Regions from separate parts of the Homo sapiens genome. Here region 1 is linked to region 2. A link is an interaction called in ENCODE POLR2A ChIA-PET data of the cell type or tissue named here. Cell type or tissue: K562. All regions are shown on one strand. Links, peaks and the distances in the headings refer to the core of each region. The heading gives the core; the rest is flanking DNA. Region 1 has its middle 66 kb from the start of TOP3B. Region 2 has its middle 9.8 kb from the start of TOP3B.

Evidence for each region. ChIA-PET counts read pairs that join two places held together with the same protein. Peaks named below come from ENCODE experiments on the same cell type or tissue, not always from the same donor. Only the 100,000 strongest peaks of a DNase experiment are listed, where the experiment ranks them.
Region 1: POLR2A ChIA-PET joins it to region 2 with 5 read pairs; 3 of 35 experiments call an interaction of 5 or more read pairs at or near these places.

The regions. Positions count from the first base shown.
Region 1 is chr22:22,047,567-22,050,489 of GRCh38, reverse strand. It overlaps IGL. Among named protein-coding and RNA genes, the nearest start is that of TOP3B, 66 kb to the right of the region's middle. In K562, for the core only: a CTCF peak has its summit at 1,520; no DNase peak of the experiment used is centred there.
Region 2 is chr22:21,991,163-21,994,085 of GRCh38, reverse strand. It overlaps the pseudogene PRAMENP. Among named protein-coding and RNA genes, the nearest start is that of TOP3B, 9.8 kb to the right of the region's middle. In K562, for the core only: no CTCF peak of the experiment used is centred there; DNase peaks (open chromatin) are centred at 1,255, 2,108 and 2,275.

The sequences.
Region 1 (2,923 bases), core at 216-2,715, 56 kb before region 2:
ATCATCTTATTTTAGGACAAAAATTATATAAGATTGTTCAATATAAAATTATGTTCTAATGTTTTTTACAAAAAGATATCTATATTTATAATATTTTATATCTCTCTAATTTATTTTATATTGCTTTATAAGTAACCATTATATAACATCTTAACTTGGCAAAATTATTTTAATAAAGCATATATTTTATGACTTTGCTTTTTTAACTTAAAAACATATATTTAGTATTTTTATTTTTGTCTTATTTTATATATTGAATTATATATTAATTAGAATTTTTAATTATTTTAACAATAATTTTTACTCAAAACCTAGGATGTAAGAAACTTTGAATTGTCTCTCATAAATTCATCTTTTATACATGAGAACTATTTTAATATTTTTATAACTATATCCAAAATATATATTTTTAATTTTAAATGACCTACACTTTTTTAAGAGTACCTATTATTTAATTTATTTTTTAAGATTTTAAATTATACAAAAAGTTTAGATAGAAGTGTTTACTTCATTTATATTCATCTAATTTAGTTACTTAAAAATTTATTTAGATTATATGTGAAAACTGAGACACAAGAAAATTATTTTTATTTCTCTAAATCATTTTTTCTTAGTAATATTAGTAGTTGGTATATGCAGTTGTTTACCTAAGTAAGATCCTTAAAGTGAAAAATATGCAAAATTTATCTATAACTTAGAAGACACAGCTATTTTATTAAACTAGCAATATTAAATTAATTTTATTTATTGAAAAACTGTATAAAGAATATTTTGTTTTTGGCTGGGTTTGTGGTTTACAACTTTCGTGCCAAATCCTTACACCTTAGTCTACTTAGCAGAGACAAATATAAAATCATCTGTCCAGTAAACCCAGGGGGAAATGTGTGTTAATAATTTTGAATTTTTTGTTTGATTAATAATTAATATTTAGATAAGTGTTGCACAGCACATCTTTATAACATATTCTTGCATAACTAAAACTTTACACCTGTTGACCAGCAACTCCCCATTTCCTCCTCCCCTCAGCTCCTGGCAGCCACCATTCTGCTCTGTGTCTCTGGAATTTGTATATTTGAGCACATTATGACTTCAGACTGAAAATTCAGCAAGACTCAATACCACGTTAAATATAAAATTGCCATAAAGCAGAAAGAGTGGTCTTAGACACTCTCATTACTTGCAGCTTCTTGGGAAATTTTTTGAGATGATGCTCTTCTCTAGGGCTCTGGAGCCTTTGAAGAATGGAAGAGGAGCTCACTGAGACAAATAGGTAGTACAAGAAGGAGGTAACAAGGCTCAGGGCAGAAAAGAGCACAGCAGTTCCCAGGAGGGCAGGAACTGGGAGGGGGCATTACAGATGAGGAGAGGGGTGGTATGGGGGAGCCCCAGCAGGACATGGGACATAATGAGGGCGAGGGAAATCACAAGGCTGAGAATGAATTTGAAATATATTTAGGAAACACAATATATAGGATGAGTAAGTTAAGTAATAAGAAAAAAATATATACCAATATGAACAATGTGTTAAGAAAGCGGACACCAGGGGGATTGATGAATATACTTTCCTGCCCTGGAGTACTCAGGAAAAAAACGGCATACCTTTTTTTGGATAGCAAAATGTTTAATTCAAATATTTTACATTTATCTTTAAGAATTTGTGTTTGAGAATAATTAGCTCTTGCCATTCTACTACTCTGTATGTATGTGGGTTATCATTCTTGTGTCTTTCTTCTGCTTGAATAAATAAAAAGCAAGAACAAAAACCAATTATGCTTAAAATCATCACTTAAAGTAAATAAGTTGTAAAAATTCCACAAATGGCACAGGAGTGAACCTATGCTTCTAATCAGTTGTCTAACTTGTATATCCACAGCTCAGGAGAATTATTTTGTCAATTCTGTGTGTTTTAATGTTTATTATGGTGACAGCTTAATTAAATATTTGCCAATGAATAAAATGAAACATCATGCAATCTCCGTAGTCTACTAAATGTTCACAGTATTGCATCAAATCAAATTATGTATATATATTTATATTAATATATTATATGTAATATAGATTAATTATTGTATATTATATACTTATATAATATGTAAGTGTTATATATTATATACTTATATAATATGTAAGTGTTATATATTATATATTTATTATATATTAATATTAGTATATGATATAATGTAATTAATATATATTATATATATTTATAGATAGATGTTAATTTTGTCATTGTGGCTCCCCACATTCACTTATAATTTCCATAGCACTCAGTACTGGCTAGGCTTGGATGCAGTGAGAAATTGACAGAAATCTTGGTGACTCACAACGAATGTATATTTCTCACTCCTCCACCATTCCCATCTCTGATTGAAATGCTTGGGGCTTCAGTTCACTTCACCTTCATCCCAGGATGCAGGATGGTTGAGAGAATTCTGTGAGAACACTGTGGGTGTTACGTCAGAGATGATAGAACTTGACAAAGCACAGGCTAATCTTACATCTACTGCTCAGAAATTACACCTCTCATTTCTGTTCATCTTATTGGCCAATACTAGTTACATTATCACTCCTCCGTTCTGTAGGAAGAAGGGGCCGAGGTAATACTCCCACAGAGAATAGTGTTCCAGACTGTGAAGAGAACTTGAGTGTTACTATATCCCCATTACAGGTAATGAAGAAACTGGCCTAAGGAAGTGTTAAATAGATTGTCACAGACTGTGCTCTGCAGTAGAACTTTATGCCATGGTGGAGATGCCCTGTGTCTGAACTCTCCAGCATGAGAGCCATGGATGGAGAGCATGAGTCCAGGAGGCAGGTGAAATGAAGCTGGTGTGGCTGAGGAATATTTTTTAAAGTTTATTTAGTTTTAATTAATTAACTTTGAAATATACATATCAACATGCAGTTCATGGGGACTGTACTG
Region 2 (2,923 bases), core at 188-2,687:
GTCAGGGGAACAAGACAGGAAATGGGGCTTATTCTTAGATGCTCATGGAATTGTGGGCACAGCCTGGGAACTGAGGGTTCAGATGCAGCTGATGGCTGGGATCTGCTTTGGAAACATATTTGATGGGGAAAGATGCATGTTGCTATAAAAAATAAAATCCACTTTGGGAGGCTGAAGTGGGAAGCTCACTTGAGGCCAAGTTGGAAACCAGCCTGGGCAACAAAGTGAGACCCCATTTCTACAAATAAATATACAAAAATTAAGGCCAAGCACGGTGGCTCATGCCTGTAATCCCAGCACTTTGGGAGGCAGAGGCAGGCGGATCACTTGAGGTTAAGAGTTTGAGACCAGCCTGGCCAACATGGCGAAACCCCATCTCTATTAAAAATACAAAAATTAGCCGGACATGGTGGCATGTGTCTGTAATCCTAGCTGCTCGGGAGGCTAAGGCAGGAGAATCTCTTGAACCCAGAAGGTGGAGGTTATAGTGAGCCAAGATTGCACCACTGCACTCCAGCTTGGGCAACAGAGCAAGACTCCATCTCAAAAACAAAACAAAAACAAAAAGAAAAATTAGCTGGGCATAGTGCATCTTTAGTCCCAGCTACTCAGGAGGCCGAGGCAGGAGGATTGCTTGAGCCCAGGAGTTTGAGGCTGTAGTGAGCCATGATTGTGCCACTGCACTCCAGCATGGGCAACAGAGTGAGACCCCGTCTCAAAAAAAAATTACAACAAATTTAGTTTAAAGATCTAATTGGCTTTTTTTTACTCTTTAGAGACAGGGCATCATTTTGTCACCCAGGCTAGAGTGCAGTGGCACGATTACATCTCACTGCAGTCTCAAACTCCTGTGCTCAAGCTACCCTCCCGCCTCAGCCTCCTAAGCGGCTAAGACTACAGATGCGCACCACTACACCTTGCGAATTTTTTAAAAACTTTTTTGGAGAGACAAGGTCTTGCTTTGCTGCCCAGGCTGGTCTTGAGCTCCTGGCTTCAAGCCATCCTCCCACCTCAGCCTCCCAAAGCACTAAGATTAAAGGCATGAGCCACCATGCCTGGCCTTCTAATTGGCTTAGGTTTGTGATTCACAAATTGGGGCAGCCTCCCATTCTATAAAATAGAATAAGAGCTCTGATGAGCTGAGCAGAAGAGACTGGCTTTATAAGCATAAAAGTGATGAAAAAAGCCAAAACAAAAAGCAGATTGGTCAGTTGACGGTTACTTTCCTTATGGGGTTAAAACAGAGGGCACTTCCTTATCATCCTGGGCCCCTTCTGATTGGTTGGTGTGAATCTCCTGTTTTTTGGAAAACTGACCAGTTTCGAAGTTCAGTTTGATTACCTGGCACTTAGCACGAGTGACTGCATTCTGGTTTGCTCTGGTCTTTTGAGGTCTAGTGCAGGAGCTTAGTCCAAAACAGTGGTCTTCCATGAATTTCATTTAATTTTTTAATTTTTTGTTTTTGAGACAGAGTATCTGTCACCCAGGCTGGAGTGCAGTGGCATGATCTCGGCTTACTGGAATCTCTGCCTCCCAGGTTCAAGTGATTCTCCTGCCTCAGCCTCCCAAGTAGCTAGGATTACAGGCATGGGCCACCATGCCTGGCTAATTTTTCCATTTTTAGTAGAGATGGGGTTTCACCACGTTGGCCAGACTGGTCTTGAACTCCAGACCTCAGGTGATCCACCCACTGCGGCTTCCCAAAGTGCTGGGATTACAGGTGTGAGCCATTGCGCCTTTCCTAATAATATGTTTATTTACTCAACAAACATTTTCAGGCACTGCTGAATGTTATGCTGGTCCCCAAGAAAAGATCCTGACACAGCACAGGTTATGCCTCTTCTTCTGAGCTCATACTGCCCCAGACAGGTGGGTACAGAGCCCTGAAGGACAATCAGTATCCACTCTGTGCACGTCTCCTAGAAATTTCAAGATAGGGCATTCAGGACCCCCAGCCCTGGCTTAAATGGAAGCCTGAGCAGCAGCTTCCCCAAACCCAAACCTGAGGAATAATGGCCTCAGCCTATGGTTACTTCTCATCAGATAAGCGCTTTCAAATGGCTCCTCTCAGCAGTCTTATTAGGTATGGATAATGTGCATCTCCCTTTCACCGAAGAGAAACTTAGAGTTAGAAGGGTTCGTGGAGGACCTGGTAGGTCTGTTGAGAGAGAGCCAGGCCTTGGGACACCAAAGGACATGCTCCTGACCCTGCTGGTAAATGGCTTCCCTGATGAGGGGGTGGCCATAGGACTAGCCTCCTCCATGGACAAATAGGTGTTCCGGGTGGGGTGCCTGGGCCCTCCCCTCACAGAGCCACCCTTCTCTCCTCAGCTGTCTGTGGGTCCCACTACATTCCCTGGAGATCTGCAACTGCAAGCTTCTGGACACTGACATCACCTACTTGTCCCGGAGCCATCATACCACCTGCCTGAAGAAGCTGGATCTGAGCGTCAACGACTTGTCCTACATGATCCCTGGGCCCTTGGGTACCCTGCTGAGGGCAGTCTCAGGGACACTGCAGCACCTAGACCTGAAACACTGCTGGCTGAAGGATGCCCACCTCAGTGCCCTCCTGCCCGCCCTGTGCCGCTGCTCCCACCTCAGTTCCCTGAGCCTCTCCGACAACCCCATCTCCAGTGCCTGCCTCCTGAGCCTGCTGGAGCACACCATGGGGCTGATGGAGCTGAAGCAGGTACTCTATCCCATCCCAGTTGACTGCTGCATCTACCTGCATGGCGTCTGCCGGGGTCCTGTGAACGAGGACAAGCTGTGCCAGTTGCAGGCCGAGATACAGAAGCAGCTGCAAGCCATGCAGCAGGCTGACATGCAGTGGAGCCCCTCCACTGTCTTTGCTTATGCAGCTGGTGCAGTTTGAATGAAGAACAGGAGCCAGGCTCAGGGAACAGAAGTCAGAGAGGGCAGC